2 separate regions of the Mus musculus genome follow, and region 1 is linked to region 2. The links are chromatin contacts, found by POLR2A ChIA-PET in ENCODE. All regions are on one chromosome and are shown on one strand. Each heading gives the region's core, a stretch centred on a gene start or an enhancer-like site at or near the end of the contact. The rest is flanking DNA. Distances are from core to core; before and after follow the strand shown.

What was found. ChIA-PET counts read pairs that join two places held with the same protein, here RNA polymerase II (POLR2A).
Region 1: POLR2A ChIA-PET joins it to region 2 with 10 read pairs in embryonic stem cell. The contact joins the enhancer-like site here to the promoter of Atp6v1c1 in region 2. POLR2A ChIA-PET finds 5 or more read pairs at or near these places in 3 of 5 experiments (Patski and embryonic stem cell).

Annotation. Positions count from the first base shown.
Region 1 is chr15:38,699,139-38,705,141 of GRCm38, forward strand. No RefSeq gene overlaps it. Among named protein-coding and RNA genes, the nearest start is that of Gm45924, 26 kb to the right of the region's middle. Within about 2 kb of position 3,457, at least 3 of the 3 ENCODE cell types and tissues checked have a DNase peak (open chromatin) inside an H3K27ac peak, as active enhancers do.
Region 2 is chr15:38,660,535-38,665,955 of GRCm38, forward strand. Atp6v1c1 (ATPase, H+ transporting, lysosomal V1 subunit C1) reads left to right here and starts at 1,370. Exons shown (of 13, transcript NM_025494.3): 1 at 1,370-1,549.

The DNA.
Region 1 (6,003 bases), core at 2,207-4,706, 41 kb after region 2:
ACGTCCCCTTGGATGGTCACAGTGTCTACAGTGACAGTTTGTTCCTAGCACCCTCAGAAGTTGCCTGGCTGAGGAGCTGTGGCTGGGCTCTGCCAGTTTGCCAATATCTTTGTTGCTTTAGTGCTCGCCATGCCCAGGCCACAGTGCCCTGGGAACATTCACTTAATGGTTGGTTCCTAAGGCTGGAGGCCTCACTCATCACCTCTTGCTTTTGTTCTTGAGAGAGTATCACTGCGTAGGCCTGGAACTCAGATATTTCCCTGCCTCTGCCTCCTCAGTGCTGTGAGTAAAGGTGCGCTCCCCCACTGCCCCGCTTGAAGTTTCTTTTTCAAAAACTGTATTTCGTATGAAGTATATTTTATATGGAGTGATCGGTCCCTTCTCAGGATTCCAGTGAACACTTTTCAAATGGAAGGTTTTTCCTGAGTTGTTTTTTGTGTTGCTACGCCCTGGACTCCTGGGTGAGGTCTTGCTTTCAGGGTACCGTGGCCTTTGTCCCCATGCAGAGTATGCTGCTGGTTGAATCTCTCATAGTCAGCCATTGCTGTGACCACAGCTGCAAACTCTCGAACACTTCTTTCCTTTTCAGATTGCGTATCTTCACATTTTTTTTTTTTTGGTTTTTCGAGACAGGGTTTCTCTGTATAGCCCTGGCTGTCCTGGAACTCACTTTGCAGACCAGGCTGGCCTCGAACTCAGAAATCCGTCTGCCTCTGCCTCCCGAGTGCTGGGATTAAAGGAGTGCGCCACCACGCCCGGCTCACATCTTTATTTTTAATTTGGCTTTCCACTATAACATTCATTCAACTCCATGCAGCAACCACATAGCTTTTGTACTGTGCTGTCCTGATAATTCGGCCATAGTTAATTACTAATTAGTCCTTTGCTCCTGAGTCCACCTCACTAAAATTTCAGGGCAGGAGGGAGGAGGCTGAGTTCTTCAGCAGGATGTAACCTCTAACTACTGACCAGCTCTCTGAAAGCTCTAAGCAGGCTCTGTTGTCTTCATGTTTTAAAAGGAAACGTCATCCAGGTAAACTCCCAGCAGAATCTCCCTCTAAGCTGTTTACCTGTTTCTTGGGCTCCGCTCAAGCCATCCCACGTTCCTCCCACAAACCAGTTCCTATGAAACACATGGGGGACTTCTCAACAGCAATGGCGGCCACGGCTCTTGACACCAGCTTTCTGTCTCAGTCGCTTTTATGGTTGACGTAATAAAATATCTGAAAGAAACAATTTAAAGGGGAAGCATCTTAGTTTGGCTTACGATTTGACAGGGTACAGTCTGTCATGCTGGGAAAGGCACATCTAGCTCCTGTCTGTGGCAGTGGTGGGGATGTGAAGCAAGCGGCCACATCGCAGTGGAGTAGGAAGCAGAGTGGTCACCAGGAAGTTGGGTGGAGATACAACCCTCACTCCCACAGGTTTGAAAACCTCCCTAAACAGTGCCACCGGCTGGAGATCGAGTGGTCAAGCACAGTCAGAGATTCTTCCAGAGTTTGCTGGAGGAGCTTGGTGGCTGGGACTGGTTCCTTGGAAATTTCTTATCCCTGGCTTCTTCCGACGTTGCTCTGCTTGTTCTGTGTGATGTGACAGCTCTGCTTGGCGCTTGCTCCCACCACAGCCATACTCTGCCTCACCAGCACAATCCAGGAGACAAGGATGCGACTAAGCCAGAAGAGATGCTTTCCCCGCTGCAGTTGTTTACGTCGGCCATTTTGGACCCAGTAACTAAACTCAGTAACCCCGGGGTGCATCCATGTTTTCAAGGACAGCCCTAGATCTTCTGAGTTCATAACAATTCCTTCTGTTGGACGCAGCACATTCAAGTAGGCTCTCCAGTGGGTGAGCTTACCGAGTCTGGTCTGCACCCGGAAGTGGGCTAGATGCTGCTGAAAAGTTCTCCCCACCTTTCCCTCTGACTGTCCTTTCCCAGTGCAGGGTTTCATGCAGGACCGCACACACAGTGGCACCGGGAACAGGGTTTCATGCAGGACCGCACACACAGTGGCACCGGGAACAGGGTTTCATGCAGGACCGCACACACAGTGGCACCGGGAACAGGGTTTCGTGCAGGACCGCACACACAGTGGCACCGGGAACAGGGTTTCGTGCAGGACCGCACACACAGTGGCACCGGGAACAGGGTTTCGTTCAGGACCGCACACACAGTGGCACCGGGAACAGGGTTTCGTGCAGGACCGCATACACAGTGGCACCGGGAACAGGGTTTCGTGCAGGACCGCACACACAGTGGCACCGGGAATGTTTCCCATGTACTTACTCCTTCCCGATCTCCAGGGGACCATGAGGTTCCAGATAGAATTTAGTAACATGTAAGCTCTATTTTTTTTTATGTGTTTGGGTATTTTGCCTTTATGTATGTCTTGTACCAAATGCATGCTTGGTGCTCTAAGAGGCCAGAAGAGGGTGTTGGGTCCTTTGGAACAGGAGTTACAGACAGTTGTTAGCCTCCAATTGTGGGTGCTGGGAACCAAACCCAGGTCTTCTGCAAGAATGAATGCTCTTAACCTCTGAGCCAGTCATCTCTTTAGCCTTGAATTTTGTATGCCTTAGTTCTTTTCCACTGCTGTGATATAACAGCATGACCAACACAGCTTACCAAAGGGAGGGTTTATTTTTTTAACTAACGGTCCAGAGGTTAGAGTCCATCAGCATCATGGCGGGGAAGTGTGGCAGCAAGCACCAGGCTTGGCCGCAGGGACCGTCCAGAGCTTAAGTCTCCAATGGCAAACAGGAAACAGCCAACTTGGAATGGTTCAAGTCTTTTAGCTCTCAAAACTCACCCCTACATACTTCCTCCAGGAGTAGGAAGTATACCTACTAAGCCTGCCCAGACAGAGCCACCAATTGGGGACCAAATATGCAAATGCCTGAGAATATGTGGGTCTTATTCAAACCACCCACTTCATCGCTCATTTCTGCAGCTGTTCTGTCATCTTAAGTAAGATCTCCTATATAACTGACTGGTGCTGCAGCCCCCTTAGTCTCCCAGAAGCAGCCAAAATCTGGCCATAGCACCTCTCTGCGTGCTTGTGGTTTTGCCAGGGCTGACACGGTCTTCCCTGTATTTTTCTAGTATGTTTATGTTGCTTACCTCCACTTCCTTAAGTGGGAAGAGCTGCCTTTATTGTAAACTGTCCCAGCTTTGTGCTGAGCGACGAGCAATGATTTCTGCTTGTTCCAAACCCCCGTGCACAGCATAGAAACTGCTGCCCTTGCCTCCTTACTGCGGAAGGCTTTAAAGCATTTGCTTGGGCATGGGAATGTGCAGAGTTTCAGGGGAGAGCTGACCCTTGGAATACTGAATTGATTGCCTAGGAAGTGTAAGCTTCCCTCTGAGCCTGAGCCTGTATAATTAGGGACCTCTGTTGAAAGGAAAAAAAAATCTTCCATAGTCACAGCTTTCCAGACTTTTGTTGGCTGTGCGCCCTCTTCTCTTATCTCTGCAGCCAGGCTCAGAGCTCTAGTTCCTCCTGACCACCAAAGCTAACTCCTCAGTCCCCACTGCAGACACTCTGTCCCACACTGGAAGAGCGGGGGCAGTGAAGTGAAGTTGTGAGGTTTCTTTCTTTTTTAAAAATGCTACTTGTAGCCCCCCCTCCCCCCAGTTAAACCATTCGTTGCGAGCTGCTGGTCGGCCACAACAGCTACTGACTGGCTTTTTGGATTTGTTTTCTAGCTGCTGCCACCTCTCCTCATTTCTCTGCCCTGTAATTTATGTCCCCAAAGCTATTCCATAGTCTTTTATCTTGCTTCAGTTCTAATCAATCAGTTTTCCCTTTTCTTTCCTTTTCTCTAAGAACTACAATGTAAAGTAATCCCTGTTGGGCAAGCATTGACAGGGACTGTCCTAGTCAGGGGCACTGTTGCTGTGGTGACACACCGTGGCCGGGAGGAAAGGCTTTCCTTGGCTTCCGCGTCACTGTTCATCAGCAAAGGAAGTCAGGACAGAACTCAAACGGCAGGAAGCTGGAGGCAGGAGCTGATGCAGAGGCCATGGAGGTTACAAGCTGCCTACTGGCTTGCTCCCCATAGCTTGCTCAGCCTGCTTTCTTTTAGAACCAGGATGACGGCCCAGGGAGGGCACCACCCACAATGGCGGCTGGGGCATTCCCCATCATTCACTAATTAGGAAAATACCTACAGGCTTACCTATAGTCTGATCTTAGGAGGCATTTTCTCAGTTGCGGTTCCCTCCTCTCAGATGAGTCTAGCTTGTGTCAAGTTGACATAAGACTAGCCAGCGCAGTGGAGTGTGGCAGTGCATTAGAGTTCTTCAGAGAAAGGAGTTTATGTATACTTATAAAAATATCTATTACAAAGAGTTTGTTCTTCCAGTGTCCTTACCAGAATCTGAAAGCCAAGAGCCAATGTCTCAGCTTGAAAGTCATGAGGCAGGAGAATTTCAAGTTCAAGGCCTGCCTAGACTACCTGAAGACTATGTGATGAGCCTGGTTCACATAATGACACTGTCTCTCAAAATACAAACAGTAAACAAAGGTGCCCTCAGGTCAGGAGCTGAGTCAGCACCCTCAGCCTCCACCCCAGAGAGCACCACCCACCCTGAGAGCACCACCTACCCTGAGAGCACCACCCACCCTGAGAGCCCCACTCACCCTGAGAGCACCATCCACCCTGAGAGCGCCTACCCCCATCTCCAGCTGAGTCTCACACCAGCACTGCTGACTGGAAGTCCACTCTGTCCACAAACTGCTGAACGACAGATGCCAGCCTTAAGGCTGCTTAGCAGCTCTCAGGGCTGTGAACACAAGGTGACCAACCGCCAGAGCACAAAGTAGGGCATCTTTTTTTTTCTAAATCTTTTTTAAAAAGATTTATTTATTATTATATGTAAGTACACTGTAGCTGTCTTCAGACACACCAGAAGAGAGCATCAAATCTCATTATGGATGGTTGTGAGCCACCATGTGGGATTTGAACTGAAGACCTTCGGAAGAGCAGTGCTCTTACCTGCTGAGCCATCTCACCAGCCCAAAGTAGTGCATCTTCATAGAACTACATTTAAAGAACTAGAGCAGACAAGCCAGCAGCAGGACCCCGAGGCTCCTGACAATCTGTGTTTAGTCCCAGAGACAGGCAAGCTGTCCTCAGACATGTGCATATGTGTGTACACACACACCAAATAAGGTCATACAATTAGATAGATAGATAGATAGATAGATAGATAGATAGATAGATAGATAGATGGATGGATGGATGGATGGATGGATGGATGGATGGATGGATGGATGCAGAGCAGAAGGCAGGGGCAAAGGCTGACTGTTCTTACACAGTGCACAGCTTTCCTTCCAGCCAGAAGGGATGGAGGAGGCTTAGCAGAGTCCCCTGACACAGCCTCTAGCAGAGCACCTGGCATATTCTGTTTGTGCTGTAGCTCAGTGGTAGAGCATGCGCACAACATGTGTGATGTCCAGGTTCGATCCCCAGATTCACAAAACAATGTAACAAAATATGGAAAGTGAGCTCTCCCAAGGTAAACGAGCTGGGGGTGGGGTCAGGGTTGGTGGACTGCCCGCTGAGTGGGACCCAGCCTGACAGCACAGCATCTGCCATGCTCTAGTCACTCACCCTGAGTGGCATCCACACACCCCATCAGGCCACACGGGGCAAGCTTGAGAAGTAGTGGGAAGTCCTGGCCCTGTCAGGCTGAAGGAGAGAGGGGACTGAACCGCCCACACATGTGCCTGGGCAGGCTCCTTGGGGCGTTTGTTCTGGATCCAACTCTTCCTTTGCTTCAGTCCCGGCATGGGCACTCCCCAGTCCCCTGCATGAGCAGACAATCACACCAGACTAAGAGCTCTGAGTTGGCCATCTAGGCCTGTCACCAGGACCATTATTAGCTCAAGGTGAGAACAAAGCTGAAGGAGTTCTCCAGTACCAACCTCAGCTGAACAGAATAGCCCTGGGAGCAATGCAGTAATGAATGACCTGAGGAGTGTGAGGGACAGCGTGTGTGAG
Region 2 (5,421 bases), core at 120-2,619:
GTTACATTGTATTGGTAGTCAGGAAGCAGAGAGCAATGAATGTTGATGCTTAGCTTTCTCCTTTAAAAAAAGATTATTTATTTGACAATTTTATTACATTTATTTATTTGTGGGTACTACAGCTTGCATGTGGAGATGGGAGGCTATCTTGCAGAATACACTTTGTGGTTCTGGGGATACAATTCAGGCCATCAGTCTTGGTGGTTAGTGCCCCATTACCTGTTGAACCTTCTCTCTCTAATCCTATTTATCATTTTTAAAAGATTAATTTTATTTGTATTTATGTGTATGAGTGTTTTGTCTTCCTGGGAGTGCATATGATTACAGGTTCTGCAGGAGGCCAGATGAAGCCAATCGGATCTCCTGGAGGTAGCTGGAGTCACAAGGCACTCCAGGTGGGTGCCAGTAAGGAATTCAGATCCTCTGTGAGAGCAGTATGTGTTCTTAACCTCAGAGCCATCTCTCTAAGCCTCGAAAAAAAAAAAAAAAACATTCTGTGTTGGTTCCTATCATTCAAGATGCTGCTGCCCATATTCGAGGTGAATGTCCTACATTAAACCTGGCTGGAAACTCCCTCCAAGAGGTTTGTCTCCTAGCAATTCTAAAGCCAGTCAGGTTGACAATGGAAATCTATTATTCCGCTTGCTAGTAAGAACAGCCAGGAGTGCCCACACATTGTGCAAACAGAACCATAACCTCTGGAGCTTCACTTTGCTAAGCTGTAAATCTAAAAACGATTAAAATAGACAAGTCCCCAATCCTCTATGCAACCTAAAATGCTGAGATATGCACCACCTAACTTCTCAACCAATGAGATGTGCACGGTTTGTGAGAGTAGGTTGATATCTATTTTTCTGGAACCCAAGGCTGATGGTTTTTCCCTGTCCATAAACCTTTCTTGACTTCCTGTATCCATTTTGGTACCCCTAAACCAGACAGTTTGGAGTTCCTGGCAAGGGGGTCACTCCACTAGCTAATTCTAAAAAACTAATTAACAATGTTTGGTGCTGAGTAACTAAACCTGAACACTTTATCACTTTATGGAACGAAGTGATACCAGATTGGATGAAAAATATGAAACTACTGAAGTGGATTATTAGAAAAAATTTCCCCGAAACCTGGACTGTCAAAACTTGCAGTGCAGAAGTCAGTGCAGGAGCTTGGGGGAGTCTGAATGGCTGAAACCTGTGGGTAATTTTAGGGTGGGCGGGAATTTTCTGGTGGCTGGCCAACCACCGCAGGTGCATCTGGAGGAGCGGCAAGCTCCGCCCACCCGGAAGCCCGCTCTGCGCGCTCTCTCAGCCCCGCCTTCTCCGGAGGCCTGGCCGCATCGTGATTGCGCGCAGTGGTGCGCGCGCGTAGGCGGAGCGGCGTGCGCCGCGGTCAGCTGACTGCTCCGGCTGGCACGTGACTTGCTCTGGGCGCAGGGGTCGAGGAAGCCGAAAGGCCGGAGCTTAGGTCCGGGAGGGATGGAGCGCTGAGCGGTTAACGTCTACCAGGCTTCCTGCCTCCGCACCTGTCGCCGCCGCCGCCTCCTGAGACACCTCGGGTCAGTGAGCGATAGCCCTGCGGGGAGCTGACGCTGCAGTGGCCGCCGGGGAAGGATGGGGGCGGCGCGGGGGCCTAGACTGTGGCGTCGGACCTGCAACCGGCCTGGGTGCGGGCTCTCCGCATCTCAGGGCCTAGGGTTGGTGTCTTTGGAAGAAGAAGGAGGGGGAAGGGGCCCAGACGGGGAACTCAGTGGCAGAAGGGAGAAGTGTTGTACATTCGGGTCCTTCTTGGGTGGGAATCCCAGCGAGTCCTGGTCACTTGTGAGAAGGTGGACAGTGACAGAATGCCTCAGGTGAGGCTCAGGGTTCACCGGCGTGTGTGTGCAGTCTCCACTGGGTGTTTACGCCTGTATGTGAATAGAAGGGATTACAGTTTTCAGGGCGGAAGGGGTGCCCACTGCAGGCAGGGGGCGGTCACAGAGGACACGGGGGTCATTGTAGGCAGTGGATGAAACAGGAATACAGGCAGCTTAAAAACATTTCACTAGATTGGGGTTGGGGGAGGTTAAACAACATCCCCGAAAAGGAACTGGTGGACAGAGTCTCTTATAAGGCAGATTGAATCACCTATGAGGCATAAGAGGGAAGCTTGTGTTCTTTTCAGAGGAAAAATGTTATCAGGGGGAAAATTGTCTACTCTGTACTTAGTGGTGCCCCGGGAATGAAATGGTCGGGTGTGAATAGCCCAGCCCTAAAAGTTCACATTGATGGTGGGAAGATAAGTCACAGGGGAAAGATGAGGTTGTATAGAACTGGTAAAAACAGAAGGAGGAGAAAAGTATCCTGGAGGAAAGAAAACTTGAGTTTGGGTCTTGGCAAGTCGGTGGGATTGGAGGCAACAGAGGAGAACTTTTTACTCAGTGAAAGCCTCGTTATTTGAGGGCCTGATGAGAGAAGAAGACATGATTTAGGGGTGCCAAAGGCCAGGCTTTTGTAGTAGGCTGCATTGTGGAAAAGTGGGAAATAGTTTTGAAGTCTGGTGATACTTGTTCATATACTGCATGCTCTATGGCTGATACTATGGGAGTGCTAAGGTTTAGGAAGCAGACAGGGACTCTGCTGTCAGAGCTTCCAGACAGATTCAGAGGAGATAGGTTTTAATAGTCGTGCATTTGGCGTGTGATAGAGCACTAACCTTTAGTCCTAGCACTTAGGAGGCAGAGCCAACCAAAGCTAAATAAATAGTGAGACCACTTGTCTCTCTCTCTCTCTCCCTCTCTCTCTCTCTCTCTCTCTCTATATATATATGTATACACACACACACACATATATATATACATCTACATATATACATATATATACACACATATACATAAATGTGTGTGTGTGTGTGTGTGTGTAAAATCTACTCCGAAGGAGTAATGGAGCAGTACAGAGATGTTTCCCAGGAATATGACTTTTGTGGAAGATTCAAAGAAGGCTTTGTTGAGGATATGACTGAGAAGAGGTTGGTGTGAAAAGGGGGTGAGCAGGCAGGAGTGAAAAGGACATTCCAGGTTGAGGGAACAGAGTTTGTCAAGGCCTTGAAGTGAGAGGAGGAACGTGCCTTTCCAGAACTTGCAGAGAACCTGGAATGAGAAAGGTGTGGTGGTGGGATGTGGACAGACTGGCCTGTGTGTGGGGAGAGCTGGAGTCAGACTGCTCAGGGAATCCAGTGAAGATCATAGGTGCTGGAGACAGACTGTGTGTGGCCCTGCAAGTCCTCCACAGTTTGAGCCGCCCTGGCAGGTAGAGTGAGTTGCAGGCCAGCCAGAGCTGCTCTGTGAGAGTGCTTTGGGTTTCTGTGTGCTGTCGAGCTGGAGGAGATAAAGAGCCCTAAGGTGAGCTAAAGTGCTCACGGTGATAATCGCAGTTAAGTCTGGCAACAAGTGAGTCTCGTTGTGCTGAAGTCGGAGCCTCGGCTTTTCTGCTCAAAACTACAGGATCCTTTTGTCTTTTGGTTACTTTGCAGGTACCAGATCGGATCTCAAGAAATAGTGCTCTGCATCCTGAATGCTGAGAGCTAGGGGCTACTCTTAGTCTGCATTTAAACAGGGCAGGATTTACACACACAACACACACACACACATCTTTTTAATTTTTTTTTAATTTTAACTTTTGGAGACAGGGTCCCTGGCTATCCTCGAACTCATTATATAGACCAGGCTGACCTTGAACTCACAGCTATACACCTGCTTCCTGAGTGCTGGGATTAAAGACTTGTGTGTGTGTGTGTGTGTGTGTGTGCATTTCTTTTTTTACTTTTTTTTTTTTTTTGAGACAGGGTTTCTTTATGTATACGAGGTTGTCCTCCAATCCAGCAAGCAGCCTGCCTCAGCTTCTGAGTGCTGGCATGTGCGTGCTTATAATTTTTTTTTTATGTTTATACATTTTTTTATTTTTTTGAGACAGGGTTTCTCTGTTTGGCCCTGGCTGTTCTAGAACTCATTCTGTAGACCAGGCTGGCCTACACCACTCAGCATGTTTATAAATCTTAGCCTTCTTATTTATATTAGTTATTTTGTTTCGTTTTTCTTAAACCTAAAACTTAGGATTCTGCATCATTGTCCTAACTTGTAGGATAATGTCCATTGGTCAAGAGCAAGACCAGCATGCCACAGTGAACTTTGGCAAAGGGCCTCTGCAGGCCACCAGTCCCTTGGTGGGCAGTAAGCCTTCCTTTTGACTTGTGTATCCTGCTGACCTGGAACACTGTCGGCCTGAGCTGGGGCACAGTTCTGTAATCCCTTTCCCCCTTTGTACTTGATTTTGCTTGGAATAACAGTAGTTTTGACTAAGTGTCTGCTATAGTTTGCCTTGTCCAGACTGTATTCCGTCTAAGGTTGTGTTGTTTTCACCATTTGGATGTAGAGCTCTTTCATTTTAACTACAAATTAATTTGCATTTGATTTCCATTTCATCAACATTTTTTCCCTCTTGAGACAAGGTTTCTTTGTGTAACAGCCCTGGCTGGCCTCAAACTCTCTAGAGTTCTGCCTGACTCTGCTTCTGAGAGCTGAAACTAAAGGTATGTGCCAATACGCACCCACTATTATCAGTGTTAAAGACAGCATTAGCATGGTGTTCAAGGCATTAAACCAAGGTGAGCCTTGGACTCCCGATCCTTCTACCTGTGCCTCCTAAGTATCAATTTACAGCCCTGCATCACCGAACTCCTCTCTCATCTGTAAGCCAGGGAAATGCACTTGTTGTTCGCACATGCGCTCGCGTGCGCGCGTGTGCACACACGCACGCACACACACACACACACACACACACACGAGTTCAGAGAATTGAGTCCAGTAGTCAGTGGAGGAGAGGTGCTTCTGTTATGGCAGGATAAGACATACATCTGAAGTGAGGAACGTGGTGGGCGTTTGAAAATACAATGTTGGATGAACATTTTATAGATAGAGGTTGATGCCATTTGTGATGCACACCTTTAATCTCAGTACTTGTGAGACAAAGGCACGAGAATCTCTGAGTTCAGTGTCAGCCAGGGCTATATATTACCGAGTGGGCATTTACTAAGCGATTAAAGCAGACTGAATAAAGAGGCTACTTAAGTTAACACAATTAACTGTCACATTAACTTTTTAAAATAAATTATTTTTATTTTGTGTGTGAGTGTTTTGTGTGCATGTATGTTATATATACCACTTGTGCCTGGTACTTTTGGAAGCCAGAAAAGGGCATTGGATCCCCTGGAACTGGATGGTGGTTGTGAGCTGAGAGGAGAGTTGGGAACTGAACCTGGTTCCTCTGCAAGAGCAGCAAATGCTCTTAACTGTTGAGCCGTCTCCGGCCCCTGGCCTATTAACTTCACCATTGAGGTTGTACCAGTTTAGGGCTTCAGAACTATAATGCTAACATTATTTTAGACAAAAGTCTC